3 separate regions of the Mus musculus genome follow, and all the other regions are linked to region 3. The links are chromatin loops, found by intact Hi-C in ENCODE. Cell type or tissue: left cerebral cortex. All regions are shown on one strand. Each heading gives the region's core, and the rest is flanking DNA. Links, peaks and the distances in the headings are about the cores only. Region 1 has its middle 260 kb from the start of Large1. Region 2 holds the start of Large1 (LARGE xylosyl- and glucuronyltransferase 1). Region 3 has its middle 670 kb from the start of Isx.

What was found. A loop is a pair of places that touch in the nucleus more often than their neighbours do. Peaks named below come from ENCODE experiments on the same cell type or tissue, not always from the same donor. Only the 100,000 strongest peaks of a DNase experiment are listed, where the experiment ranks them.
Region 1: it touches region 3 in a loop (5-fold over the local background); 2 of 42 quality-filtered maps call a loop at or near these places.
Region 2: a loop joins it to region 3, with 4 times the contacts of the local background. A loop is called at or near these places in 3 of 42 quality-filtered maps.

The regions. Positions count from the first base shown.
Region 1 is chr8:73,606,809-73,616,985 of GRCm38, reverse strand. No RefSeq gene overlaps it. Among named protein-coding and RNA genes, the nearest start is that of Large1, 260 kb to the right of the region's middle. In left cerebral cortex, for the core only: no CTCF peak of the experiment used is centred there; DNase peaks (open chromatin) are centred at 2,144, 2,680 and 5,193; H3K27ac peaks cover 2,306 bases.
Region 2 is chr8:73,345,572-73,355,748 of GRCm38, reverse strand. Large1 (LARGE xylosyl- and glucuronyltransferase 1) reads left to right here and starts at 2,209. Exons shown (of 15, transcript NM_010687.2): 1 at 2,209-3,283. In left cerebral cortex, for the core only: a CTCF peak has its summit at 5,173 (motif pointing right); DNase peaks (open chromatin) are centred at 3,731, 4,325, 4,875, 5,239 and 4 more places; H3K4me3 peaks cover 5,090 bases; H3K27ac peaks cover 3,484 bases.
Region 3 is chr8:74,195,156-74,205,332 of GRCm38, reverse strand. No RefSeq gene overlaps it. Among named protein-coding and RNA genes, the nearest start is that of Isx, 670 kb to the left of the region's middle. In left cerebral cortex, for the core only: no CTCF peak of the experiment used is centred there; DNase peaks (open chromatin) are centred at 2,193 and 5,852; H3K27ac peaks cover 262 bases.

The DNA.
Region 1 (10,177 bases), core at 1,111-9,110, 590 kb after region 3:
GGTGAATATGGAAAGAATGCTACATGGGAAGAAGTAAAAACATGCTGATATTTAAGCTAACATCCTAATGTTGAGAAAGAATATCTTATGGCCATTGAAGAGGAGGTATTTTAAACAAAAGCATGTGCAAAAATTCAAGTCATAACTGTTTCAGCATAGAAATAGCTATCTATATAATTAGATATAGGCAAGAAGAAGAGAGATTCAGGTAAGTGTCAGGTTACTGTGTGATTCAGAGCCTTTTACACAGAAGGTGATCATCACACATTTCAGGAACTCTGAATATATATATTATTAAAACAAATTAGACTGCTCAGAATATTTGTTCAAATTCAGGTGAACAAATTCAAGTTGTTCATGCAACAGTAACCTTCTGTCTACAACCTGATTCATGAATTACCTTTCACCTTTGTCTTCCATGAAGGGTTCCAACCATACCTAGCCCCAGCCTCCAGAATGCAGCTTGGAGTTCCAGGCCTTGTAAAAGCAGGTCCTCCCTGATGCAGGTTTAAGAAGTTAAGAGATTCTTGCCTGTGGTCCCTAAAAGGGAGAGTTCTAACATTCATGCCCAGCTGTTAACAGAAGAATGCTTGTTACAGAGAGCACTAGGTATTTCACAAATTTCTCCCAAGTATACTCTCAGATCCCAAAAGTTATATGAAATCTATGACATGCACTAGCCAAAGAATGGAAATCAGATCTAGTATTTGTCACCCATAGATAGAGTTGTAAGAACCACTATTGTAATCACTAAGTCTTCCTTTCTGCCTCCACAAGTGTTAAAGTGGTTGTCTAGAGGGAGCTGTCTTATAACCATGTGGGACAGATGATAGCTGCTAAATTAAAGTGGTGCACAGTTGCATTGTATTATATTTTGATTTCATGGTTAAGATTGCCCTGTAATTCATTCTATCCTAATGTAAAAAACTGGCACTCAAAATCAACTTGTTGTGAGATAATCTATATCATGTTGACCTAATAGTTAACTGGTGTGACTTAGGGTACCCAGGATATTTAGCAGATTATGTAGGTTCTATAAAGCTAATGATTTTTCTGTCTTGTTCTCTAACACAGCATAAAACTTCACAGTTTTAGGCTCTGTGGATATTTGTTGAATGAATGAATCAATCAATCAATATTAATTTTCAGAAATATGGGAATAAAGGAGATTTTAGGCAAATGTGAGAACTTGGCTTCACAAACTAAGGATCTGCATTTACCTGGACAATATGATTGTGCCTGGGGTAAGAAGGAGGCTAAGGAAACAGCAGGAGAAGGATGAGCTGGAGATAACTGGAGAAGTTACTTGGGTGTGCTTTAAAGAGATTTGCACATCACACTATGTGTAACTATTAGTTTAGAGACAATGTTACTGAAGGTCAAATACTCAGGATAAAGAAAAATGTAAATTTTGAGCTAATATGTTCAAAACACTATAGGGAGCAGTAGAAGTCTGTGCAAGTCTCTTTATCCTAAAGGCTTGCCACTTTGAACATTTAAAAATGTTGTGATCAGCATGCACATATCTGAAGGTCACAACCCAGTAAAGAAGTAGTTTTTAAAGCCCAATGGATGAGACAATTGGGAACCAATAAAAACTTCCACAAAGAAAATACAAGATTAGAAGCCATCATCTACCCTCTTGAAACTCAGAAACCTGACAACTGAATATTTCTTCATGTGTTGGCACAAACTAATTTGATAGAGAACACAGCTGAACTTATAAGGCATTTCTTCACAATCTTTAACCCTCTTCATGTGGATGTTCATAGACAGTACTCATCCATGTTTGCGATGATGGTGTTATCCCATGGTGTACTGATAGACCTACAGAATATGCTGTACATGGCATCTCTTAAATCCAAAAGATTCTTGTGCTTTCATAAAACCCAGATTTTAGATGAAGGAATACAGACCTCTTCCATGAACCTGTTGAAGCTTTAGGAGGAAACTGTTCTGCAAACAGTTCTAATATTAAATTGGAGAAATTAAGGAAGAAGTGAGTGAAGAAATTGTGGGCAAACCAGGAGTGAAAAATATTGAGCTCTGTAACAAGCTGGAGACACCGGCAGAGGAGGAGTTGGGGGATATTTCCCAGCTATATTCATGCAAGTCAGTTTCAGATTGAAAGTGGGAGGCAAGAGAGGAAGGAATCCAGGATGTGCCTCATGCTGCTAGCTTGGAAAAGCGGACAGATGGTGAGCCATCTCCCATTAAAGAGAATCAAGAACAATCAGAATTAAGGAAATCATTTCAACATGCTTATTTGACCATGTGCATGTGAGGTTCCTGTGAAAACATGGAGAAGAAGTTGGAAATATGGGATGGTGAGCTTAGAAGGAAATCTAGTGAAGGGGTTACAAATTTGGAAGGTGTAATATAGTGTGTAATGTTCTACCAATAGATATGTCAAAGTCCTAGCTCTCAGTCTGAGTATAACCACATTAGAAGAGAGACTTTGAAGATAAAATTACACTGAAGTCTTGACATGAGGCATGTTGACTATGAAGCAAGTGACTGTCGATTTTACAAAAAAAAAAAGGAAGGACACAGAAAACAGCCAGATGAAGAGATAGATTGAGGATACATCAATGCATTTATAAGCCAGGAATTCTGAAGACTGTCAGAGACAGAGTCTGTGAGAGAGGCATTAGTCAGACTTTCCTTCAGAGTCTCCAGCTTGGAAACTCGCCCATGATCAACTTGATTTTTGGATTTCTAAAAACCAGAAAGATGAAATAGTCTATCATTGATCTTATAAGCCATGCAGTGGGTGGAAGTTTGTTATGGCAATACAGGAGACTATGAGAATGCTTCAGCCATGAAGGGCATTCTCAGCAAAACATTGCTAATAAGGAGAGGAGGATTTAAGTGACACCAACATTGAGTAGAAAGGAAAGGACAGGGTGAGGATGGTCAGAGATAAACACAGAGAATTGAGAGCTCAGAAAATCATGAGCTACCAGCAGGAATCAAATGGTATCAAATTTTGCAGAGGTGGCATATAGAATATAGTCTGTAGAGAGAAAATCCTGTTCATACCAAGGTCACTGGTGACTTTCAATGGAAGCAATTTCAGGGATCTAAGGAGTCAGTAATGTATGAAAAAGTCAGCAGAATATTCTTTCCGAGATGTGTGATTAACTTGCTTCCTAGGAGCATCCTGAAGGCTACCTTAGGAATGGTGGTAACAGGAAAGTGGCCATGTTTGTGGTTTGCATGGGATTTGAATTTATTTCAAAGATTTATAGGCTGGCAAGCTTGAGGATCTCTACTGGCTATTTGTGTTAGGACAAAGTTGTCCTAGTTCTGGGCAAAGTTGTCAACATAGAAGAAATAAAGACAGTCAAATATCGAACAGCAGTTGGAGTTGAGAGCACGTAGTATTTCTTTGTACAGAGCTGTTGCTGTTAAGCAGCTGGTGGTCAAGTTTTTGATCCTCCCTTGCAGCTAGGTAAAGACATGATCTTTTCATACCAATGGAAGAAGGATAGAAAAGAGTAGAAGTAAGGCAGGGAATCCTCTATGCCCTGGGGTATGGCAAGTGTGCATGCCTTTTCCAGTTTTTCTCTCCTCAACATAAACTGGAATCAGAGGAGTCACAATTCTTAGTGATGACAGGCCACAGAAACTGAAGGAGCCAGAGTTCCTGAATCACATAAAGTCTTTCATTAATAGAAAAAAAGCCACAATAGATTGCTAAATGAGTGTGAAACAAAGATGGTCAGCCGGATGGTGGTTGCGCATGCCTTTAATCCCAGCACTTGGGAGGCAGAGGCAGGTGGATTTCTGAGGTCGAGGCCAGCCTGGTCTACAGAGTGAGCTCCAGGACAGCCAGGCCTATACAGAGAAACCCTGTCTCAAAAAACCAAACAAATAAAAACAAAAACAAAAACAAAACAAAGATGGTTTTAGTGAAATACGAAGGTCTATTTGTTTTAAAAGCTAGTGTTACTTTAAGATAGCCTGAATATTTTACAGAGTCCAGATTTCAAATGGCTGGGTTACTGTCATCTGTTATAGAGCTCAAATGCTACTGGCTTGAGTCACAAGTAACCAGCTGACTAGGTGCACCTAGCATCTGTCCCATTCTCACTAAGGACTTTTCATTCTTTCAGAATAATTATTTGAATGCCAAGTACTCCTGAGCAGGACTCAGAGGGACAGCATGCATGTGATGGATCTCTGCCTTTAACTTGCTTATATTCTAAGGTTGGCAGACAGACAGGAAGCAGATAAACAAATCGTTCTAGACTTCAATTCCAGGTAAGTAGATGTGTGTGTTACACTATTGAGCACTAAATATAACAGAATAATGGATAAAAAGTGATAGGCAGAGTGTGCTGCAAAGAGAAGATCTTGGGCTGGTGAGATGGCTCAGTGGGTTAGAGCACCCGACTGCTCTTCCGAAGGTCCAGAGTTCAAATCCCAGCAACCACATGGTGGCTCACAACCATCCGTAACGAGATCTGACTCCCTCTTCTGGTGTATCTAAAGACAGCTACAGTGTACTTACATATAATAAATAAATAAATCTTTAAAAAAAAAAAAAAAAAAGAGAAGATCTTTGTCCAGGAAAACTACAATGGAGATTTTTGTGAAGTTGCTAGACAGGCAAAGAAAAAGATGGAATGATGTTAACTAGAAAGCTTGAAAGAGGCCCCGAGGAAATGTGTGTCTGGTGTTTGGGGCAAACATTGTGACCACAGCAGGAGGAGTGACCATTCTAAGAGCAGAGTGAGAGAGGCAATATTGAGCTATATCCTGGAGGATCATGGGAAGGAGTTTGAGCACTGCCCTAAGTAGGATGCCCCTGACCTGACCTAGCTTCCCATGTGAGAAGTGTCCAAAGCACCTGCACCTTCCTTGGAGTCCTGCCACCTGTTGGCCTGGGACCTTGCACCTGTCTTTTCATCGCCCTTTAACTCACTCTGAGCTTCCTCTGGACACTTTCCAGACTGGATGGTATATTTGTCAAGAATAAGCCAGGCAAAGAAAATCTCTTTGCTGGTGGAGAAGTGAGGCCTCTGCAGAGAAAATAAAACTTGTGGGCTTACCAGGGGAGAAGCAGCCCCATGAGGCTATGAGCACGAAGTCTATATTTGAGCTGAAATTACGCAGGCTGGCAGGTGGGAACCCAAACACAACTGCTTTTCCTTATGTGATGGCAAGTGAGTAATTTTGCCTCCTGAGTTTGAGGAAGTTCCTCCTGCTATGAATTGGTGTGATCGCTCATACTAGAACGCTGTAGCGGTACATGGGAGGGCTCGGGGCCTCCACAGATGGGAACACTTTTAACAGTCACGATAACTCACATTTGCAAACTACACTTCGTTCGCTCCATCTGTGTCGCCCCAGCCTAACATCAATCTAGGGGACCAGCCAATTCTATTTTAAACATCAGGAAATTCTGGCCCAGAGAGATGAAATGAGGAGCCTAAGGCTACCGAGACAGTGGCTACATTATTCTTTTGAAGGACAGTCTGAAAATGTCATTATTAATTCCCCTGTTTAAAATTGTTCATTTAAAACTGAAATACTTTCTTGTGTCCTATAAGGTCTTATACCAGACATTGGACAAATAGCCCAACTTTATAAAAACGTTTTATTGGAGATCCACTTGTCTGTATAGCATGAATGGCTGCTTGTGCAAGACAAGGAGAGGATTGAGTAGTTGAGAGAGGCCTGTATAGGCCCCGAAGTTGATAATATTTAACACCTGGCCTTTTCCAGAACAGGTTTATTAACATCAGCTGAGGTACCCTAACCTTTTCTCCTACTCTTTCTCCTACTCATTCTTTGTTCTTTTTCAGGTATTTTGGTTCCTCCCCAACACATACACACACACACACACACACACACACACACACACACACACACACACACACACACACACACACACACACTACATTTGTTCACATCTCAGAACAAATGCTGACACTCAGGGAGACATCCTGTGACCTCCTAGCTAACATAGCCCAAGTCCTAGCACAAATTCACTTCTTTATAATTTTTGTATTTGTGCCAATATTACTTTCTCAGTGGTCTTATGTATTTATGTACTTATTGTTGATGTATACGACCACACTATTATCTCCATGGGAACAGGTATCTGGACTTCATTGCTCAGTTTATACTGCAAGCAAAATGGTTCTTGACACCTACTGGCCTCTTCATAGTCAACTGCTAAATGAATATGCAAATCAAAGAATTAATGAGACTCCAACCCATTCTGATTAAGGTGAGATCTTTCAACCTAGCTATTATTGACCTCTGGAAGTGGAAATTTTGTTGTTGTGGGGATGTCCTGTTTATTATAGATTTTTAAAGCACCTTTCTTGGCCTGCTAGATGTCAATTGCTTATCAGCTGCACCATCTGGATTATGAAAACCAAAAATGTTTTCACACTTTGCAAAATGTCCCCTTTGTGGGAAGATGTGCCCCAGTTGAGAAACACTGGACTGTATGTTTTATCTTGGTAGAACAGGCTTGAGAGATGACTTACTGAGTATTATGCTTGCTGTGCAAACAAGAAAACCTCAGTTCAGATCCTCAGCAGTAATGGAAAAAGCTAGGTGCAAATCTACACATCTGTAACTGCAGCACTGGGAGCTTGGAGTTACACAGATCAATGGGCTTGGGGCCAGCCAGTCTAGAGGAGATGGTAAGGTCCAAGTTGAGAAACACACACACCCTGTTTCAGAACATAAGATAGGAGAAATAGAAGACATGCAATAGCAATCTCTGATCTCTACATGCATATCTGAGCATCCTTATTCTCTCTCTCTCTCTCTCTCTCTCTCTCTCTCTCTCTCACACACACACACACACACACATACACACACACACACTGTCATTGGGCCTTAAAACTTAATAGCAAGCTTTTACCCAAGAACATAGTAATTTCAAATTTCTTTTTTTTATTGTTTGATAATTTTTTGTTAGATATTTTCTATATTTACATTTCAAATGTTATCCCCTTTCCTAGTTTCTTCTCCAAAAACCCCTATCCCCTCATCCCTCCCCCTGCTCCCCAACCCACCCACTCCCATTCCTGGGCCTGGCATTCCCCTATACTGGGGCATAGAGCCTTCACAGGAAAAAGGGCCTCTCCTGCCATTGATAACCAACTAGGCCATCCTCTGCTACATATAGCTAGAGCCACAAGTTCCATCATGTGTTTTCTTCGATTGGTGGTTTAGTTCCAAGGAGCTCTGGGGGTACTGGTTAGTTCATATTGATGTTCTTCCTATGGTACTTCAGACCCCTTCAGCTCCCTGGCTCCCTCATTGGGACCTCGTGCTCCGTCCAATGAATGACTGTGAGCATCAACTTCTGTATGTGCCAGGCACTGGCAGAGCCTAAAAGGAGATAGCTATATCAGGCTTCTTTCAGCAGGCTCTTGTTGGCATCTGCCTAGTGACTGGGTTTGGTGTTTTTTTTTTATGGGATGGATCCCCAAGTGGGGCAGTCTCTGGATGGTTGTTCCTTCAGTCTCTGCTCCGAATTTTGTCTCTGTAACTCCTTCCATGGGTATTTTGTTCCCCATTCTTAAAAGGAACAAAGTACTCACACTTTGGTCTTCCTTCTTCTTGAGTTTCATGTGTTTTGCAAATTGTATCTTGGGTATTCTAAGTTTCTGGACTAATATCCACTTATCAGTGAATGCATATCATGTGTGTTCTTTTGTGATGGGGCTACCTCACTCAGGATGATATCCTCCAGATCCATCCATTTGTCTGAGAATTTCATACGTTCTTTGTTTTTAATAGCTGAGTAGTATTCCATTGTGTAAATGTACCACATTTTCTGTATCCATTCTTCTGTTGAGGGACATCTGGGTTCTTTCCAGCTTCTGGCTATTATAAAAAAAAGGCTTTTATGAACATAGTGCAGCATGTGTCCTTATTACAAGTTGGAACATCTGGGTATATGCCCGGGAAAGGTATTGCTGGATCTTCCAGTAGTCCTATGTCCAATTTTCTGAGGAACTGCCAAACTGATTTCCAGAATGGTTGTACTAGCTTGCAATCTCACCAGCAATAGAGGACTACTTTCTCCACATCCTTGCCAGCATCTGCTGTCACCTGAGTTTTTGATCTTAGTCATTCTGATTGGTGTGAGGTTGAATCTCAGAGTTGTTTTGATTTGAATTTTCCTGATGATTAAGGATGTAGAACATTTTTTCAGGTACTTCTCAGCCATTTGGTATTCCTCAGTTGAGAATTCTTTGTTTAGCTCTGTACCCCATTTTTAATAGAGTTTTTTGATTTCCTGGAGTCTAGCTTCTTGAGTTCTTCGTATATATTTGATATTAGTCCCCTATCAGATTTAGGATTGGTAAAGATCCCTTTCCAGTCTGTTGGTGGCCTTTTTGTCTTATTGACAGTGGCCTTTGCCTTACAGAAGCTTTGAATTTTGTGAGGTCCCATTTGTCGATTCTTAACCTTACAGCACAAGCCATTGCTGTTCTGTTCAGAAATTTTTCCCCTGTGTCCATATCTTCAAGGCTTTTCCCCCACTTTCTCTTCTATAAGTTTCAGTGTCTCTAGTTTTATGTGGAGTTCCTTGATCCACTTTGACTTGAGCTTTGTACAAGGGGATAAGAATGGATCAGTTCGCATTCTTCTACATGATAACTGCCAGTTGTGCCAGTACCATTTGTTGAAAATGCTGTCTTTTTTCCACTGGATGGTTTTAGTTCCCTTGTCAAAGATCAAGTGACCATAGGTGTGTGGGTTGTTTGGACCTAAGAGAGACCTCTGCTTTAAGGCCAGTTCCTTGGTAAGATGATGTAATTGCTCCTTTAAGGAAACATCCATATGGTTCTGGAAATACAAAGCCCCAAGTTAAAAACCACCTAGTCATTTTCTTTTTTATTGGTTATTTTATTTATTTACATTTTAAATGTTGTTCCACCTTCCTGGTTTCCCCTCTGCAACCAATTGCCCTATGACATATCCTCTACCACCCACCTAATCATTTTCATTAACAACTGATTAACAAGGAGAAGGCTGAAAGCATAAAGCAACATGTTTTTGCTACTTTCTGCACTAACAACATACAAGGGCTAGGGGCACTGTAAACAAAGAGGCTTAGGGATCTCTAAGGCATTTGGCCATTTGCATGGATCAGAAATATTAATGTGAGTTATTTGGTCAAGCTCTTTTCCATGGCAAAAAGAAAAATGGATAGAGCAAAGATGGAGCAAATGCATCAACTGGCAAGGGCTGCATAATCTCTAGGGTGAGCATATGAAGGCAGGATGTGGAAGTCACTTAGTGATCTTGTTTTTTACAAGGAAAATGCTGAGTGCAGGAAGCCTGCTGTTGCTGCTGCCTGGCTCCTGTGCTGCTCTGATGGAGAAGCTGGGCAATGGATTCTGCTTGCTTCCTGGGGATGTATTCTATTTTCATAGCGCTCTCTCCTTGGTGGGGTATAACTTAATGTGCCACCCAGCAGATGCAGCCACATTTCAGAAAAGGGTGGTTTTCATCAACAGATGACCCATAATGTCCCATGTCATCATCCTGATGCTCTCATTTTTCCTCAGATGGCAGCCAAAATGGTCTTTCATTAGCACATATAGTCTTTGTACTGAAAAAAAAAATCCCCAATCAAGTTTTAAGAGTATGTTTTGTGTGTGTGTGTGTAGCAATTGATGCATGCCTGCTATAGCATACCTCACCTGTTATTCACTTAATGAAGAGTTCTGTAGCACCTATTAGGTGTAGCCCCTGAAATAATAGCTGAGATATAATCTCCAAAGCTGTGTAACCCACCTACATTTGAATAATCAAGGCTAGTTGCTAATATCTTATATTCAGAGAGCATCCTGTTTCCCTGTGGAAATCTTAGGGAGGCAGCAAAACTAACCAGTTTGGAACTCTGCCCAACATCCCAACCTAGTCAGATCGGCCCTCCATGCCAGCTCATATACTTGGTATAAGTTGGAGAGCTAAGTGGCACGGTGTACTGAGCCCCCATCATTGAGATCTGGCCTTGTTCCTCACTTCAGAGGAGACTTGCAGGACCACAAGAGCATCCTACCTTGCCATGGAAAACTTTCAGAGCCTCAAAACTAATCAGCTTAAAATCCTGACCAACCACCAATCTTAGTTAGATTGGTCTGCCATCCCAGCTGGGAGTGACTGGGACACAGTCTGCACAGTAGGA
Region 2 (10,177 bases), core at 1,010-9,009, 850 kb after region 3:
GAGGGAGAATTACCAGTGGCGTATGGGGGTTATAACAGTTTAACCAACTCCCCACTTAGCCCATTCCTTACATCAGTGGTGTACAACTGTAACCTTGGGTTGATTGAGAGAAGCTTTTTCACATTCAATGAGCTTGTTGACACATGCTATGCAACATCAGGAAATCTGGTAGTAACTATGGCACCTCACTGACCCCAGTGAACATTGCTTCCGCTTTACCCCGCTCATATTTTTCAAGATGTAGACAAAGTACCACTTTTGGGCCATTTTAATGGAGACATTTCTTTCCCACATTCATCATATTTGAGTTTCTGATGTTAATTCAATTATTTCCTCTTTTGCTTGTGAATTCCAAGACTCTCCTTTCCCTTATTAACATGTTAATGTATTGTAATAATGCATTTTTACACCATTGATGAACTGAAGCGAAGCGATAAATAAAAAGAAAGCACACATTACTGCTTCAATTTTACCCAGTTCCAAGGTGGGGGCTGGTGTGGGGGAGGAGGAAGAAAGTAGAAAGGACTGCCGTTCTGCAATAAAATAAAATAAAATAAAATAAAACGATCTCTTTGTTTTCTGGGAGTTCTAGAACAAAGCTGTATGTTAGAGGAAGAACTGAGCTGCCTTCGAGCTAAAAGGCTTGGCATTAAACTTTGACACTTTAATGGCTTTTAGGATATTAGATACTATTTTACCATATAATGTTCTTTTCCGACACAATAATGGCATCAAACCCAGATACGATTTGCTATCCCTGCAACGTTCGTGGTAAGACTTATTCTGGTAGAGATAAGACATCAGGACCCCAGCATCGCAGTTAACTATTCCGAAGCAACCGCTACCTTCGGTTCGCATCCTCCAAGACTTAGGCTCCTACTGATTAGGTAAACAGCGCTGGGAACTGAGGGAGAGCCCCTGCTGGTGGTAAAAGGGGTCCTGGCTTCTAGAGAACGCAGGGAAGCCGAGAGTGTCGAGCAGGTCAAAGGACGGTCCAAGGGTGTAGGTATCAAGGCCAGAGCTGGGGATGAGGGATGGGATCAGAGAGGAGCTGGATCTTCGAATGCGAGATTAGAGTGATGCTCCACCTCGGGTAAGATAGTCAGCTCAGAGTCCCGAGATAGGAAGCCCTTTCTAAGGCATCCCACCTCTCTCCATCCTCCCCAGCCATTAAAAGACAGTGGGTGGGCTGCCGGAGGAGATAAGCGCAGGGGAAGACAGAGATTCAGTGGCTCCTACGGATTGGGGGAGGTGGGGACTCTGGGGGAAGGGGCCCCCAGAAGCCAAGGGACCTAGTTGAGGAAAAAACCCGGAAGCTGGATCGCAGTTTCGGAGCTCCGTCTTCCAGTGGGAGTAGACCGTCCGCTCTGGTCCTCTTTCTCACCCAGGCTCTGCTTCAGCCTCAAGGGAGGGTATTCTCCCAAGGGACATCCCATCCCCTTTACTATAACCAAATCTTTCCGCTCCTTCCGCAGTCCGGGCGGACTCTCCGCATCCTCACCTTCCTCATCAACATCCGGAGGCTTAGATGTCCCTTTAGTGGACGTTGAAAGCGGGGCTCTGAGCAAGAGTAAAATTAGAAAGGAGGTGCATCTATGCGTGTATATATGGACACAAAAATGTAGTTTCCTCTGGTGAGGGGGACCAGAGTCTTGCACAGGATTCTTGGATCCAGAATCCAAGCAAGATGATGTCAAACCGCTCAAATCGGGCCTCTTCACAGCTCTGGCTGCCCCATGACCGGTCAACCTAGGGGAGAGCCGCGTTCCCAACCGAAGGAAAAGCAGGGTAAACTTCCTACTTCCCCCCAAACCGTTATTTTGTAAAAGGAGTGGCACGGTGACCCACCCTGCTCGCAAACCGGAAGCAACAATTGCGAACTCAACCCGCCTCTCTTCACTCTCTTTCATCCAAATCTGGGGTAGCCGGAGTCCGGGAAAGAAGGGCGGGGAGCTCCAGCTAGCACCCTTTTCCCGAGACCCGGCCCGGGCTCCGGGCTCCGGGTGTTTCATCCGCCTGCGTTCCAATGAACCAAGGAGCGGAGGGAGGCGCTTGGTCGTAGGCGTAGCCTAGGCAGGGCGGGCACTAGAGACGCACATTCCTGGCGCTACCCATTGGCTGTCCATGCGATCACGGGGAGGAGGCGTGGCCCCGAGGCGGGCTCCGGTCCCGCCCCCGCTCGGAACCCAGCCCAGGATCGCGGTCCTTCCCCCTCGCCCCCCAGCTGCACAGACATGACACAGACACACAGTCACTGCAGCTGCCGAACGAGCCCGACGCTCTAAGCACGCGGCGGCGGCTGGACTAGCCTGGAGCTCCAACACCAGCGCCCGCCAGCGCGCTCCCACGCCGGTCCCCGCACAGCGATTCTCTCCCGGCCCCGCGCGGGAAGCGGGGATCGCGCGCCTGTCCGTTCGCGGCTCCAGGCTGCCCACAGCGTCTGCAGCGGACGAGCGGCTCCAAACCTGAGCGCTCCGGGAAGCCGGCGCGTCTCCAAGGTGGCGGCGGGGGCTGCCCGCCCGGGCTCCCCGCACCCATCGGGCTGCGTCCCGCTCGCGGCGCCCCGGCGGCCGTGACCTTCCAAGGAGCATCTATCCCGGCCCCGCGCCCCCGGTCCCGCGCCCCAGGCCCGGGCGAGGCCCTCTTCAGCGCCCGCTTCTCGCGGAGCCGCGGGCGGGCGGCGCAGGCCCGGGGGGTGGGGGGGAGGGTCACCGCAAGCAGCTACGGTCGGTCCCAGTGCTCGTTCGCCACGCTGGTCTCTCGGTCCGGCTGAGCTGCCTCCAGCCTCCTGCCTCCTGCCTCGCCTCTTCTCCGTGGCTGGGGCTGCCGGTGTACTTGCCTGGCCGGGCCGGTTGCGGGCAGGCCCTGCCCTGAAGGGGTTAAGCGGTCAGGGGCGCGGAAGGTGAAGCCGGCAGAGCTGCGGCTCCCCGTTTCTTCCTGGCGCTGGTTTCCCGGATCCAACCCAGGGCGGCCCCCAGGCCCTTGCCCATGCGAGGCGCCCAGGGCTTGGAAGAGTCCTTCTGGCGTAGAGCAGCTCTCGGCAGCCGCCTCGGAGGAGGAGAAAGAAGGGAGAGTGCTCAGTCCCGGCAAGGCGGACCTTTCCTATTGATATTTGGAGCCCAAGGCTGTCCCGAAGTCTGTGCTTGGCACCGTCGGTCGGTCGGGTTAGAACAGCTCCAGCTGGGATCTCCACCAGGACCCACTGCACTTAGTAGGCGTCAGTGGCACCACGCGGTTCAGCTCTTTCGGAGTGTACCTCTGCCTGGATGTAGTCAAGGCCAAGGTAAGAGCCCTGATGTGCGAGAGAACCATCGTGGGAACGCTTTAGTGAGCAATGCTGGACAACTTATCCAAACCTGTGGCTGGTACCCGGTGTGCTTAGGATGCTAGTAAAAAGGATGGGCACACCGTTTCTGACTTGGCTTTGAGTCCCGGAAAAGCAGGAGGTGGAAGACCCCAATCTCTAGTGTCCCCAGGATCTGTCTCAGGGCCTGACATGCTCTTAGGTGTACAAGATATTGATAGGCAAGAGCGAGTTGGTGTGTGTGTGTAGGGGGCAGGTTCTTAGTAACACCTGGAGGTATTGTTTTCCCGCCACCCTGGGACCCTTCCTGCTTTTCTTCGACGTTCACCTGCCTTTTATGATGGGATGCCCAGAGAACTTTCCAATAGGTTGAAAAGAGGCCGGGTTGGGTGTATGCATCCACATTTTCCAAAAGCTCTTTAGGATAAAGTGGTTGGATGGCATGGATACCCGTGAGGGGGAGTCCCAACCAACATACCTGGTCTGTCCTGTTACACTAAACTTCTTGTAGTCATCAGTGTCTACTCAGAGCTTCCTGTAAATGTCATTGCTTCTGGAGGTTGGAATGATAAGTATGTTTATCATGAAGTTATACTGTTCATCGCCTTGAAATGCCCCCGCTCTGTAAGGATAGTTCTTTCTATAAGCTGTCTTTACCAGTGTGAGATTTATTAAACCTGTGCACTTCTGGACTTTAAATGGGTCACTTGAGAGGGAACAGATTGTCTTTTGCTGACCCAGTCCATCTCCTGGGTGACCCTTTTTAATAGGGATGCACTGGTTTGGGTTTTGTTTTTTGTTTTTTTGTTTTCCCTGTTCCAGTGCTGATGTACCTCAGTTGAGTAGGTTTCTGCTGAATTCTGAATCTGTGAATTTTGTCACTCAGTCCATTAAAATGATATCCCGAGGGAGCAAAAGAGCAGCTTACATTTTCTGTGAATGTCACAGGAAGTTTACTGAGTCTTATGTAAGTGTCTCAAAAGAGAACTCATACTCTTTCTTCCTTTAGGGCGACAGAGGGAGGTTGGAGGGAGTGGCACGCCACCCTTTCTGACACAGGCGGGCACCCAAAGTGCTTTCTTATGAGTGGAGGCAGGCATCTGAGGCTGATGTTTCTTTTTGCCTCTCCTGCCTTCCCACCTCAGGATTCACTTTGATAGACTCCAGATTGGGAATGATATAAATTAGGAAAAGAACAGTGGTGATTTCTTTTCTCGTCTCTCACAAATGGTTGATATGAATCAATTACTCATCTGTGTGTTGGGACCTTACTGGAGCAGGAAAAAAAAAAAAAAAAAAAAAAGCAGACTAAGAGAAAACTTCCATGAAGGTTTCACACATCTCTTGGGTATTTTCAAAGAGTGCTTTTCCTTATTGAAAATTGCTTGAGGAGAACGCACATTTATGGAGCTGGGGTCTGTTAATTTCAGAACGGAAAGTGAACTGAAGGAAGGATCTGCACAGAAGGGCAGAAGCTATGAGGATTTAGATGTTAGTGGATTTGCCAAAGAAAGGAGGCGAACTCCCGTAGGAGAACAGGGAGGCTTCTAAAGAAGACATTCCCACCAGTGTGGGTGAGCACAGGCTGCCTGCAAGTGTGGGCTCCCAGTGCTTCAAGAAATGGTCTGAATTGTGGACTAATATATTTTGATGTGAAAGGATATAGATTCTTTTGACTTTTAAGTTGAAACTGGATGAGCTTTAGAAATAAAATCAAAGGTTTTTATCCTCTCATAAGTTATGAGAATACTTCTTGTCTAGGTCACCAAGGTTTTTCTAGGATCTGTGTTCCTGAGCTGTTCTTTAAAGTCAGTGCTGGAAGGCAAGAGTCTGCTTTTCCCAGTGTCTCTCTCCATCCTTCAGCCGCCTACAGGACACTAGGGGGAATTGTTTTCTATTCTGTCACCAAAGCACAAAGACCAGGAACAGATGCTAGAAATGACTATGGCTTGTTGTGAAAGCTCATGATCGTAAGTTTTTGGTACTCAGTTTGTGCTTGCACTGTTGAGTGGATGGTTGGCCTGGTTTATTCTACAATGTCATGTGGACTGTGTGGGTGTTAACTGCAAAGTGTTAAGGGAATATCTGGTAAGATTCAAATACAGTGGTTTAAGTATATAAGGGCTATACATTTTGGGAACATTGGCTCCTGTAAACTGCCTTTTTAACATTAGTTCATGCTAACTTTAAATTCCCTAATGGTGCTGGTAACTGTCCTCCATCCCCTTTGTACTTCTGAGGACCAAGCCTCATGATTGCTGAGTGAGTGCTCTGACGACTACTAAGATACATCCCCAGCCCCTCCTTTTTGGGGGACGATGTGGGGATGTGCTTTTGGACAATATAACTCAGTCTTCAAAAATAACACTTCTTCAGGACATTTCTGAAATTAATTCCATTAAACTTAAATTTTCTTGCTGTCATACCCTTAAAAGTACATTCCTTACACAGATAGTAACATAGTATTTGACAGTGTGGTTGGACTTAGATGTGCTCTCCATTTTTAACAGCGTTAAATCATTAGTGTCTGGGATTCCTACAGCAGAATTAGAAGATAATTGTATTTCCCCAAAGATCAAAGTCCCTTGGCCCAGGTCTACCCATAGCAACTAGCTCTTATGAAAGACTTACAGGGGATGAAGGAAGAGTCTAAGAGACTGGCCATTCCAGCATACTGGCACTCAAAGGACAATTTTCACCAAGATATTGGTCCTGCTGGAGTCTTAAAAGCTTGATTTAGCATGTAGACTTAGACTTTGTTCAGAACCTGCAAAATTCTGCAAGTTGTTTCAGTACCTGGAACCCCAGAGTCTGTTAGATTGCATCTGTGACCTTTTACTCATAAGTATAGTGCATATGTAGGTAGTTTAAGGAGAATGGCTACTGTGGTCTAGGAAAAATGATCAACACAGAGTCTCATCCTTCTCTTAGGGCTTTAAGGATTGATCTTCATAGGTGCAGTAGGACCAAGGGGTAAGAGACTGAAGGAAGAAAATATTTAGGGCTGTGGTCCTAAGGCATGAAGGGAGGCTTATAAATTTGGGGAAATCCCTTTGGTAGGGGTGGCAGAAGAAGTTGAGGCAGAGTATTGGATTCTGTAAGGTCAGTGAGGCAGGAACAATGACAATTTGGGGATGTGGCTTTGCTTTATGTGCTGGGCACTGTGATGTTGATATCTGGAAATCAGTAGGTAGATTTCAGTAGAGTTAACTGTTCTTGCTTTTAGTGTAGCAAGTAGTGATTTGATTGATTCTGTTTTTTGTTTTTGTTTTTGATTTTTTTTAATGGCAAATGCTTTGCTCTGTGCCGAAGTCATAAGGGTTCTTCATTTGTCTCATTGGTGATCAGCTGTAGCAGGCAGCCATTCACTCCTGCAAGTTGTGTACAACTGTGCAGGTATGTTCAAAGGATGACTTTGAAGTTTCTACATTAGTGGGAGTAAGGAAGACAGCAGTGTGGAAACCCCAGTATACATTGTGTATGAATAGTCAGTGGAATGGCAACTGGAAAAGGAGAATTTCTAGAAAAGGAAAGCTTGGAGTCAGAAAGTTAGTGCCTTGACTGGGCCCCTTACTAGCAATTGTGCCTCAGTCTCATGCTCTATGAAATCAAAATGGGGCAAGAATGGTTGTTGGGCAAGTTCCAACAGAGGTAGTTGATTATCTCATATTACTATTAAACATAGACAGATGTTTTGGTGTCCATGTTTTTCTCCATAGAGCATTTTTCCTGTCCTTTCAAAAACTGCTAGCAATGCAGATGAAGAAAGGATTTCTTTTCAAGCCTAAGTCAGGCCTCTGTGTACATGAATGACATCTGCGGTTTCATGTGTAATTACACAGTAGTGGGAAAAAAAGGGCCCAGTTACTTAACACGTAATACAGTATGGCAAGGGCAAAGCTGCCTTCTGTTAGAATACATTTTATTTTGTATTAGCTCCAGATAGAGTTATGACTGTGCTTCCCACCAGAACATGGCTTCTGTATTATAGTCATTTCTATTTTCTTCTTAACTTTCTTTGCTGTTGGAATAGTTTTATCTGTAAATGGGAGTATTCCTGCATGTGTCTGACTACTTCTGTGTGTTGTAGTACTAAACTCTAGTGTTTTCCTGGGTCTTCATATCTGTCAGGGATTGGTTCTTAGGTCCTTACCCCTTAATACCAAATTCCACATATGTTCAAGCTACTTTTATAAGATGGAATAATGCTTGTATAGAAACTTAAAAAACCTCTAGATTATTTATAATACCTACTCCAATGTAGATGGTACATAAATACTTATTACAGTGTGATGTTTATAGACTAAATGACCAAATGAAAAAGTCTACATGTTTAGCATAGATATGATTTTTATTTTATATTTTATTTAAAGATTTAGTTTTACTTTATGTGTATGAGTGTTTTGTCTGAAAGAAAAGTGTACTATATGCATGTCTGTATCCCAGATGTCAGAAGAGGACACTGGATTCCCTGGAATTGGAGTTATAGACAGTTGGAAACTGCCAGTGGGTTCTAGAAACTGAGTTCAGGTCCTCTGCAAGAGCAGCAAGTGCTTTTAACTGCCATGCCATCTCTTCAGCCCTAGACACAAATTCTAATGCTTCTTTCTGCTGTTAGTTAAACCCTCTTAATCTGAGGGCTGATTGCATGTGGTCAGGAAGAAACTCAACAGTGGAGTTGTGCACTCCTGTCTGCAGGTTATTAGAGAGAGTGGAAAGTCAAAGTTGGAATTGTGATCTCCATAACCAAGTAAGTACATTTAATTTTATTTGCCTGCCTGCCTGCCTACCTACTTACCTACCAACCTACCTAACTACCTACCTACCTACCTTCTCTCTCTCTTCGTCTCTCTGTCTCTGTATCTCTCTCTCTCTTTCCAGGACCAAGTATATTAAATTTCCCTTCCCTCCCCTCCCCTCCCCTTCCCTCCCCTCCCCTCCCCTCCCCTCCCCTCCCCTCCCCTCCCCTCCCCTCCCCTCCCCTCCCTCCCTCCCTCCCTCCCTCCCTCCCTCCCTCCCTCCCTCTTTCTTTCTTTCTTTCTTTCTTTCTTTCTTTCTTTCTTTCTTTCTTTCTTTCTTTCTTTCTTCATTCACTTTACATTTTGATCAAATTTGCCCCCCCAACCCCTTAGCTCCCCCACCCCCCTGACCCCCAACTTCTGAGGCCTGAGAAACCTGCCCAGCTAGGGGAAAGGGATCAAAAGGCAGGCAAGCATCTTGAGTCTGAGACTCAGTCCACAGTCCAGTTGTTAGGGGACCTACATGAAGACCAAGCTGTACAACTGCTGCATATGTGATTCTTCCACAAGAATCCCTGAGCATTCCTAATGTTTTGCTGTGGGTTTCTGCATCTGTTTCCATCAACAGCTGGATGAAGCCTTTCAGATGACAGTTGTGCTAAGCTCCTGTCTGGGTGCTCCTTGTCCCCACAGGTGTCCTCTGGAGGGAAGGTGATAGACCTTAGGTGGACAACATGTAGCTTACCTCACGTATATTTAATTTTTTTAAGAGCAGGAGCCAAAATAGAGGTGGTAAAAGGTGTGTGTGTGCGCGCGCCTACACATGAGTACCTATATGTGTGCTTGTATTTTCTCATTTCCTTTGCACCCTCCATGCCTGCATTGAGTGGGGTCAGATTGTCAACTCAGGTTTCCTGTGTTCCTTGGATTCCAGGAACCATCTGTCAGTAAAGTATTGCTTATCTTGTACCTTTTAAGTTAGTGTCTCCCGAGAGGGAAAGGACTAACCTGAGCTAGTTTGTGGTAAGGTTTAGACTGCCAGGTAGGGTTTTTACCTTTCTGCTCTGAAATGGGAGAAGACTTAGAGTCAAAAACAGACTTGCTTAAAAAGAATGTCAGCCTTTGCTCTTGGTTACAAACGTCATAAAACCTCTCATACATGAGGCCATGAACATATGAGCAATCTCTTGCTTCTTGTATATGGTGCCAACTGGTTAATCCTGGAATGTTACACTAGTACTTAGCTACTAACTACTTGAGAAAGACCTGCATTGTGATAGAAAGAAAACAAAGCAAAAACAATGTAGTAGATAAATACAAGAGTTGGCCCTTCTGGGATCTTCTCAGAAGAAAGCCTTCCCATTTGACCTTATAGTGGAGAGGCTGGATAAAGATGAAAGTATGAAAGTCAAGTCAGGAAGAATATACCCTGACTTGTTGCTTCTGGATTCCCTGGGGACAGAGTGTAATGCTTATTGGAAAGAAGAAATCTCAAGTGCAATGTGATTCTGAGAGTCTGTTATTATTTTAATATTGAAGCGAAATGGGGGAGTACTATATTTGAGGAAAGTTTGGCATATAAAATCTTCTGTTAAAACCAAGTAATTTAAGATAAGTAATTGTTTGAGCTATGAAAAGATTTTTATTTTACAAAAGTGATTTATTGTGGGTCTCTGTTTAATGGCTGCTCCTTTATGGTATTTGAAATTATTTTATGAATACAATCCTGATGGACAGTTTTAGGAGACTCATTTGTTGTTAGGTAATGTTGGGGACTTTGAGCCATAAAATAGAATGTCTCATTTGATAGCCAACTAGACTTACCTGCCATGAAGCCCAGTATGGGATTTGTACAGAAAGAAAAGCATGGCTTATTTAAATGTTTGAGTTCACCAACTAAGTATATGGAACAAATCACTTGGTAAACTCACTGTTCCCAGGATTCTGATTTTCTTGTTATCTTAACTTTGGCTTTTTTTTTTTTTTTTTTTTTTTTTTTACTTAAATGTGTGTGTGTGTGTGGGGGGTGTACGCGAGTGTGCACACACGCACTCACGTGCTGACAGTTCTTTCACTGCCACAGTACTATCAGTTGTTTTGCGGTTGTGTGTCCCCCCACCCCCATCCCCAAGTA
Region 3 (10,177 bases), core at 1,492-9,491:
TTAAGGCACATGTACTGGTGGCTGCATGCAGCCTGGAGAACACCAGCTTGCATGCTCTTATCTTGATCAGATCTTACCACGGTCACTTTCTCTTTTATTGAAACCTGGGTTTGAAAAAGGCGAACAGAACAGGGCTAAAGAGGAAGACAGAGGTAGAGTAAATGCTGAAATTTGGGTTTCCTGTCTCCCAAGACAATATGCACTTTCTCTGTTTCATGATGATTTACCAAAGGATATTCCTCTACTTCTGAGCAGTAGGATAAGCATTCTCTTCCCTGATTCCATGTCTGTCTCAGTTACTCTCTCAATACTATGACAAATATCCAGTAATAATCAAGGAAAAACAGATTTATGTGGTCACTTGTATAGTTCATCATGGCTGGGAAGTCCTTATGGTAGCAAGAGAATGAAGTATCTGCTCACACCACATCTCTACTCATGAAGCAGGGGCTCATCCTGATCTCTACTTTTTATTTAGCCTGGAACTTGAGCCCATGAGCTAGTATCACCCACACTGAGGGTGGATCTTTTCTTTGAAAGAAATAGTTTCAGAGGCATGTTTCCATGGTGATTCTAAATCCAGCCAGGCTGACAATGAGTATTAACTACCACAATGTCCCCATCTAAATTTAGGATAGCACATATTATCATTCACTTATCCATTAAACAATTTGAGCATTCCCTCAATGTTGAGCTTCTGGTGCTGAATATATATTAGGGGATGAAATATGTATGCATTTGTAAACTGATGGTGTTCACAGTTTAATAGATCACCGTGTCTCCAGCAGCAGCAGCAGCAGCAGGAGCAGCAGCAGCAGCAGCAGCAGCAGCAGCTTTCTCAGGAGGCATACTCATCATGTCTCAAACACTTTCCCAGTACTTTACATGCCTTTGTTTAAACACTATGCTCTTGTTTTATTGTGAGATAAAGGTCACTGAGATAGGTACTTAGCAGGAATGTGAGAAAGATACAGTAAAAGCACATACAACTTGTCTAAGCCCTCAATTGTGTAGGTCAGTTAGAAAAGCTAAAATGCTAAACTGTATGCCAGTGTGTGTAGTGGTACTTTCTAAACATTTATATAATGGGAAATTTTATTAGTGTATCCTGTTTAACCCTTACTGTCCTTCTCTGTGAAAAATCATCATTTACATTTTTATAAGTGGTAAAAACAAGTCTTAGGTTTGATGACTTGCATCATTGATGAGCTGATAGTGAAGGCCACTTAGTTCAATGTCTATCCTTTTATAAGACCTCAATTCCTCCTTAATTCATTATAAAATGTGTCAAAATTGTGATAGAATGGATGAATTATCTTGTGTTATTAAAACTGGGAGGGTAGAAGAGGTTTTCATTATAAAAACAGAGCTTAAAACTGCCAGCATCAAGCTGGCAGTTTAGGATTCCCAGAATCTATCAGCTGATGAAATAAAAATGTGGAAAATGATCTGGTAGCATTTTCAGATATTCAGAGATCTAAATAGCACTGGTACATATCTGTTCTATTTTTCTGTGTGTTGTTGTGATAAACATCATCACCAGAACCAATTGGGGACATAGAATTTCATCTTATAGTTTACAATACATCATGTAGAAAGCCAAAGCAGGACCTTAAAGAAGAAACCATAGAGGAATAATTCTTACTGGCCTGCTCCTAGATTCCTATTCAGCTACCTTTCTAATATAGCCCAGGCTCATCTGCCTAGGGATAACACTTCCCTCAATATACCTACTAGTACCCTCAATATTATCAAATTAGTAGGTACAGCTCCCACTCATGGATATTAAGGAAACACAAGTGTCCAGTCCATAATTATGGATAACTTTGGCCCATTGGATTTGGCCCAGACTCAGAAAGTACCTACCCTTGGCTTAATGTTCTACCCTTATTACCATAAATTTCAAAATGATTTGAGAATATAAAGCTCCATGATTTTATTGACAAACCATATCTGCATGTATTTGTAGGTATAAAATAAAAGTGATATTATGAGTTGTGAATATAATATAGAATACTCCATTAAATCAACCTACTCATTCATCTCAAATACTTGACTTTTTTCCATGAGACTATTCAAGGTATACCATCTGTGATAGTGTTGTCAACTTGGCACTATCTGAGATCACCTGGGAAGTAATCTTCTAAAAGAGATTTTCTAGATCAGGCTGGCCTGTGAGCATGCCTGTGGGGCAATGTGTTGATTACATTAATTGAAATAGGAAGAGTCATCCACAGTGGGTGATACCATTCTCTAGTCAAGGGATCCTGAACAGCTTAAAAGTAAAAAAGACAAGCTGAATATAAGCATGTATGGGAACTCATTTTGCTCTCCTTCTTGACTATGATGCAACATTCCCAGCTATCTTGAGCTCTCCACACTGTGACTTCCCCACAGTGATGGGCTATAGCCTACAACAGAGAGCTGAAAAAACAAAACCAAAACCAAAACCAAAAACTTCCCCTTAAGATGCTTTTGCCAGCCGGGCAGTGGTGGCACATGTCTTTAATCCCAGCACTTGGGAGGCAGAGGCAGGTGGATTTCCGAGTTTGAGGCTTACCTGGTCTACAGAGTGAGTTCCAGAACAGCCAGGGCCACACAGAGAAACCCTGTCTTGAAAAACAAAACAAAACAAAACAAAACGTGCTTTTGCCAGTGTTTTTTATCATGGCAACAAGAAAGGAAACTAAGTTATCTTAATAGTTACACCTAATAGTACTCAGTTAGCAGCCGTATGCAGCATAGTCTACAAAAGCACTCAAAAAGAAAAACATCAGAGGCCCTGCATCCTTTAATTATTACAAGTCAATTTTCCTGCCCCTCAAATTGTCACCAACAAGAATGGAATTATAGCTGGGCATTGGTGGTGCACTCCTTTAATTCCAACACTTGGGAGGCAGAGGCAGGCAGATTTCTGAGTTTGAGGCCAGTCTGGTCTACAGAGTGAGTTCCAGGACAGCCATGGGTACACAGAGAAACCCTGTCTTGAAAAACCTTAAAAAAAAAAGAAAAAAAAAAAGAAAAAGAAAAAAAAAGGAATTATAGAATATTATTGCTAAATTGAAGAAGTCCAATACAGAAAAATTTACATGTTGTCACTTATATTTGTAATATAATGCAATATAACTTAACAGGAGCAGAGAGTAAATAGTATATATTCACAGTCATTTTACAATGCACATGAACATTTTTCAGCAGATAGTCTGTATTTAATCATACAAATTAACTTGGTTTCAATTTTGTTTTTTGCAACTAGTGTTTTTATCACCTACACACTTAATTTACTTTATTGTCATTTTAAGTAATATACCCTGAGCACTATGTAGCTAATCCTGACAGTTAATCTAGAGATTTTAGACATATATAGGATTAAGAAAAATTTAAAGGGTTTCAAATGTCATCTAGTATAATTATTAACTGGATATTCAAATTACTCTTAGCTTCTATTCTAATTGTGTATGTATCAGGGAATTTGTTTGCCAAGACTGTCCCTAGTTGGAGACAAGGGATTTTCTGTTCAAATATCAGTGGACCTGTATATGACTTGGAACACAATTGATGCTGGCTACAGAGGATGCCCTCGGCGAGTGTCCAGTTACTCTAATGTCACTTCAAAGATGACTGATATAGCTGTTCTAATTATTGAAATACTGAGTTAGTTGAAAGCATATTGCCAGCTAATTTGGATGTAATGACATAAAATGCTTTCATAAAGAGGAACAAAAACTTTACTTAAGTATTGACTATTTGGATACCTAGAGGGGTATCAGACAACTTTCAGAGTTGTGTTTTGGACAAATTATAAACTATAGACAACCATGCCTTAAAAACCTCTGATTCTTACTGTGGTTAATGTATTAAGCATATGATCTTTTCCATCTGTGCATGAGAAAAAGGTGGTAAAACTTCCATCAGAAAGAATAGAGTTGAAGCAGACACAGGTCTTCCCTAGAGCCTGTGGAGGAAAGGGGAGACTCGGAATGTAACATCTCTCCTCATTTTCTCCTTCAAGAACAGAATAAAACTAGTTTTTGATTGCTACAAGAATAACAGATGAGAGTAAGAATAGAGTGCAAGGCCTTGGGGATGATCTAGTTCAACCTAAGCATTTGGTAGACAGAGAGATGGAAACATAAATAATGAAAGTTGTTTATAATGGAGAACTTTTTAAATAGAAGGTTATCCTAGATCTTCTATAGTTCATATTTTTCCTTCTTTCTGGAAAAGAATGTATTTATACACACAATGACATGCATTGCCTGAGGGCTGAAAATTAGATCAAGTAAATTCTCAGTGTCATTGGATAATATATTCAAACAACCTTGTAAACTGGAGAATTGAAGCTAACTCACATTTTAGGGCACCTTTTGTGCATTAGGTGCTATTTTGTGTCACAAATATATTGTTTTGTCCCCAAACAATTTCTGTGAGATTATTATACCTCTGGTTTGCAAACATGAGAGAAGAATGAAATCTGTCTATGCAATGGACATGAGAGATAGGAAGTGACAGAAGTAAGAATTGAACCAGGTATAGTTTTGCATGCACATTCTGCAAATGTTCTGATCATGAGTTATTAAAGCCAAGTCCTATTTAGGGCCTGGAGAAGGATCTATTTGCTTATGAATGAAATGGAGATGTGTAGAGCCTGAAAATTCATTTCTAGCAATTCTGTACTCCAGCTGCTATGCTCCTTTAGCTGTGTGAACAAGGGTATGCCAGGTGAACAGCAGCATGTCTGACCTGAGCACTAACCAGAAAAGTCAATTACAGGAAAAGAATAGAAACTTGGGAATACTTCTTTCCTTTGCGTTATCAGACCTTGACATGACTAAAGGGGATTGTAGCTGAGTTGAAAAGTTGTTAAACTAAAAGAACATTGGGTTGTTAAATCTATTCCATTTCACAACATGGAATGAAAATAAGGACATGAAAAAGAAGCTGCAGAGAGTCTTGACATATACAATAATAATAATAATAATAATAATAATAATAATAATAAATAATAATAATAATAATAAACTCTTTTAGTCCTCTAAAGTATACAAAGATGAGAAGAGAGGCTTCTCAATGTCATAAGGTCCCTACAATTAGGGATATAAAGACAGCCTTCATGAATGCCTTAAGAAGAAACTAGTGACATTTGAGCAACAGATAACTTAGTTTGCTAAGAAAGACTAAAAATTTATTCCCTTAAAACTGGGGTGTGGCTCTGATGGCAATATAGATAAGAAAGCCAAGAACAACCTGTCCTTAGGAAAGCTACTTACAATGAAAATAGCATATACAAACACAGAAGTGGATGCTCACAGTCAGCTATTGGATGGATCACAGGGCCCCCAATGGAGGAGCTAGAGAAAGTACCCAAGGAGCTGGGGGGATCTGCAACCCTATAGGTGGAACAACAATATGAACTAACCAGTAACCCCCCAGAGCTCGTGTCTCTAGCTGCATATATATCAGAAGATGGCCTATTTGGCCATCAGTGGAAAGAGAGGCCCATTGGTCGTGCAAACTTTATATGCCTCAGTACAGGGGAATGCCAGGGCCAAGAAGTGGGGGTGGGTGGGTGGGGGAGTGGGTGGGGGACTTTGGGATAGCATTGGAAATGTAAATGAAATAAATACCTAATTTTTTTAAAAAAAGAAAAGAGAATAGCATATAATTTGTGGTGATTCCATGTCACTGTTTTACCTCACAAGAGAGCATCTCAGGCAGCATAGATAGAGCAGGGTAAAAACATTGAGATTTCTACCTTCTAGCAAGGCCCAATGGATCTTAACATCATGAACTCCCTTGAAGCATTGGCCATGGAAACACAATTGTGGCATGCTGGTTGTATTTGCATTCAAGGAAGAAATGAGAGGAGGTCACAATAACAGGATACCAAGTTGGCTATAGCTTCTAAATCCTTGTGTGGGAAGACCATGGAGGGAAGAACATTGTGCATTTATTTTAAGACATGGTAACTCTGTCCTAGAAAATGTGGTAAGATTTATGGTCTGAACTACTACCCACAAATTTGTTAGCTTCAACAAGGGAGAAGAAATGTCCCCTCCCACCCATAATTTCTTTTGACCTTTAGTAGTGGATACAATGTAGAATGGCGAATGAGTAGAAGTTACAGTAAGTTGCAATTTTTATGTTTTATTTATTTTTGACTACCACACATTTTTATTGGGTACGAACAGTGTCTATACACGTGCCCAACATGCAATAATCAAATTGCATAGAAAACTATTACTTATATTATCTTAAGGCATGCATAACATTTTTTTTGTACTAAGAACATTCCAATTCTTCTTTTAGAGAATATACTGACTATACATACAGAAGTGTGTCTACCTAGACAACACAGTTTCTCCTACAATAAGGGCAGATTTTTGATTATATTTTGTGTTGTCCAAAGCATCTAGCACAAAACTTGTGGTAGAGATATGGTTGAGGAAATGTTCACTGAACCTTGGCTGAACCATAGCCACATGGTATTTTGAGGCTAGAAAGCTATTCATAATGTTCAGCAGTGATGGTGGTTGTAGTGATGGTGATGGTGCATGTTCTTGTGTGTATGTTAGGGATGTCTAATATAAAACTAGTCATTGCCCTACATAGCTTTTTAAATATCCATATCTAAATGTTTGGTATTAATTTGTGTATTTCAAAGTATGTCTATTGTAAGTACTTGTAGTAATTAAAGCACATCCATGTGTGTGGGTCTAATTTTTAGTGCTGGGGCAAACTGTAAGTCTATGGAACAGTGGAGTTTAGATTTCATAATAAAAAAGAAACAGTTTGAGGTTTCCAGTACATTATCTCGCAGACTGTAGACAGATTGAAGTGGGAGGTGACTCACATGCATTAGACTGGCCTAGGTCTGAGCACAAGCCCTACACTGCTGGAGGAGCAAAGTTTAGTTGGAAGAGGGCAGAGATGAATATTGGCCTGCTAGCTCCATGAGGGAGTTTGTACAGTTTGGAATTTCCAAATATCTGTCCTGGCTGAATGACCATGGAGTTCTTCTAAAAGCCACATGTAGTTTGAAATGGCATTTTCCTGTGGTATACTTTCTGTTCTCTTTCCACTGAGCACTAGTGCCAGATTCATATAACCTGCCTGAAATTCTTGAAGTTTTTACTTGTGTATCTGGTAACATAATTATTCTTTGTCAACCTTAGACATCTAACTAGTTCCTCAAGCTGGAATACTCCACACCTGTTCCTCAAGTGTACAGATCAAGTTAGGAAACGAGTTGCTCGTCTCCAGGTCATTTTATTGTAACAACAAAGGAGACTAGGAACAGGCTAACCCATGTTGAATCCAAAGCTACTCTATTGTCCCTATCTTCAGTGTGGGGACTGAATTTGACTATGCATAAAATTCTGTACCTTTTTTTCTAATGTCCATGGAGAATCACAAATCCATCTTCCTTGTGATGGTCAGTTTTAATTTGTTAACTGAAGAGAGACTCGATAAGAGATTATCAAGGTCAAATTGGCCCATGTAGATATCTAAAGTAGTTTGTCTTAATTGACTTAATTGACATGGGAAGATCCATCCTGAAAGTGGGTGGTACTGGGTTGTATACGATTAAAGAAAGTACTAAATATTCCTATGTTTACCTCTCTCTGTCCTTGCTTGTGGCTATGTAGTGATAACTGTCCGAATCTCCTGTCCCTGTGATTGTAATTATGGACTATAACTTAGAATTGTGACCTAAATAAATCCCTTTCTCAATGGCAGGGTTTTTTTAAAGTATTGTATTCCATGTTGGTTCTTTTGACTATTATTTTCAAATATAAACATTTATTTGTAGTTTGGATAGTTGTTGCATATTGCTTAGAAGCTTCTTTTTTTTTTTTTTTTTTTTTTTTTTTTTTTTTTTTTTTTATTAGGTATTTAGCTCATTTACATTTCCAATGCTATACCAAAAGTCCCCCTTACCCACCCACCCCCACTCCCCTACCCACCCACTCCCCCCCTTTGGCCCTGGCGTTCCCCTGTACCGGGGCACACAAAGTCTGCTTGTCCAATGGGCCTCTCTTTCCAGTGATGGCCGACTAGGCCATCTTTTGATACATATGCAGCTAGAGTCAAGAGCTCAGGGGTACTGGTTAGTTCATAATGTTGTTCCACCTATAGGGTTGAAGATCCCTTTAGCTCCTTGGGTACTTTCTCTAGCTCCTCCATTGGGAGCCCTGTGATCCATCCATTAGCTGACTGTGAGCATCCACTTCTGTGTTTGCTAGGCCCCGGCATAGTCTCACAAGAGACAGCTACATCTGGGTCCTTTCAGTAAAATCTTGCTAGTGTATGCAATGGTGTCAGCATTTGGAAGCTGATTATGGGGTGGATCCCTGGATATGGCAGTCTCTACATGGTCCATCCTTTCATCTCAGCTCCATACTTTGTTTCTGTAACTCCTTCCATGGGTGTTTTGTTCCCACTTCTAAGGAGGGGCATAGTGTCCACACTTCAGTCTTCATTTTTCTTGAGTTTCATGTGTTTAGGAAATTGTATCTTATATCGTGGGTATCCTAGGTTTTGGGCTAGTATCCACTTATCAGTGAGTACATATTGTGTGAGTTCCTTTGTGATTGTGTTACCTCACTCAGGATGATGCTCTCCAGGTCCATCCATTTGGCTAGGAATTTCATAAATTCATTCTTTTTAATAGCTGAGTAGTACTCCATTGTGTAGATGTACCACATTTTCTGTATCCATTCCTCTGTTGAGGGGCATCTGGGTTCTTTCCAGTTTCTGGCTATTATAAATAAGGCTGCTATGAACATAGTGGAGCATGTGTCCTTCTTACCAGTTGGGGCTTCTTCTGGATATATGCCCAGGAGAGGTATTGCTGGATCCTCCGGTAGTACTATGTCCAATTTTCTGAGGAACCGCCAGACTGATTTCCAGAGTGGTTGTACAAGCCTGCAATCCCACCAACAATGGAGGAGTGTTCCTCTTTCTCCACATCCTCGCCAGCATCTGCTGTCACCTGAATTTTTGATCTTAGCCATTCTCACTGGTGTGAGGTGGAATCTCAGGGTTGTTTTGATTTGCATTTCCCTGATGATTAAGGATGTTGAACATTTTTTCAGGTGCTTCTCTGCCATTCGGTATTCCTCAGGTGAGAATTCTTTGTTCAGTTCTGAGCCCCATTTTTTAAGGGGGTTATTTGATTTTCTGAGGTCCACCTTCTTGAGTTCTTTATATATGTTGGATATTAGTCCCCTATCTGATTTAGGATAGGTAAAGATCCTTTCCCAGTCTGTTGGTGGTCTTTTTGTCTTATAGACAGTGTCTTTTGCCTTGCAGAAACTTTGGAGTTTCATTAGGTCCCATTTGTCGATTCTCGATCTTACAGCACAAGCCATTGCTGTTCTGTTCAGGAATTTTTCCCCTGTGCCCATATCTTCAAGGCTTTTCCCCACTTTCTCCTCTATAAGTTTCAGTGTCTCTGGTTTTATGTGAAGTTCCTTGATCCACTTAGATTTGACCTTAGTACAAGGAGATAAGTATGGATCGATTCGCATTCTTCTACATGATAACAACCAGTTGTGCCAGCACCAATTGTTGAAAATGCTGTCTTTCTTCCACTGGATGGTTTTGGCTCCCTTGTCGAAGATCAAGTGACCATAGGTGTGTGGGTTCATTTCTGGGTCTTCAATTCTATTCCATTGGTCCACTTGTCTGTCTCTATACCAGTACCATGCAGTTTTTATCACAATTGCTCTGTAGTAAAGCTTTAGGTCAGGCATGGTGATTCCACCAGAGGTTCTTTTATCCTTGAGAAGAGTTTTTGCTATCCTCGGTTTTTTGTTATTCCAGATGAATTTGCAAATTGCTCCTTCTAATTCGTTGAAGAATTGAGTTGGAATTTTAATGGGGATTGCATTGAATCTGTAGATTGCTTTTGGCAAGATAGCCATTTTTACAATGTTGGTCCTGCCAATCCATGAGCATGGGAGATCTTTCCATCTTCTGAGATCTTCTTTAATTTCTTTCTTCAGGGACTTGAAGTTTTTATCATACAGATCTTTCACTTCCTTCGTTAGAGTCACGCCGAGATATTTTATATTATTTGTGGCTATTGAGAAGGGTGTTGTTTCCCTAATTTCTTTCTCAGCTTGTTTATTCTTTGTGTAGAGAAAGGCCATTGACTTGTTTGAGTTAATTT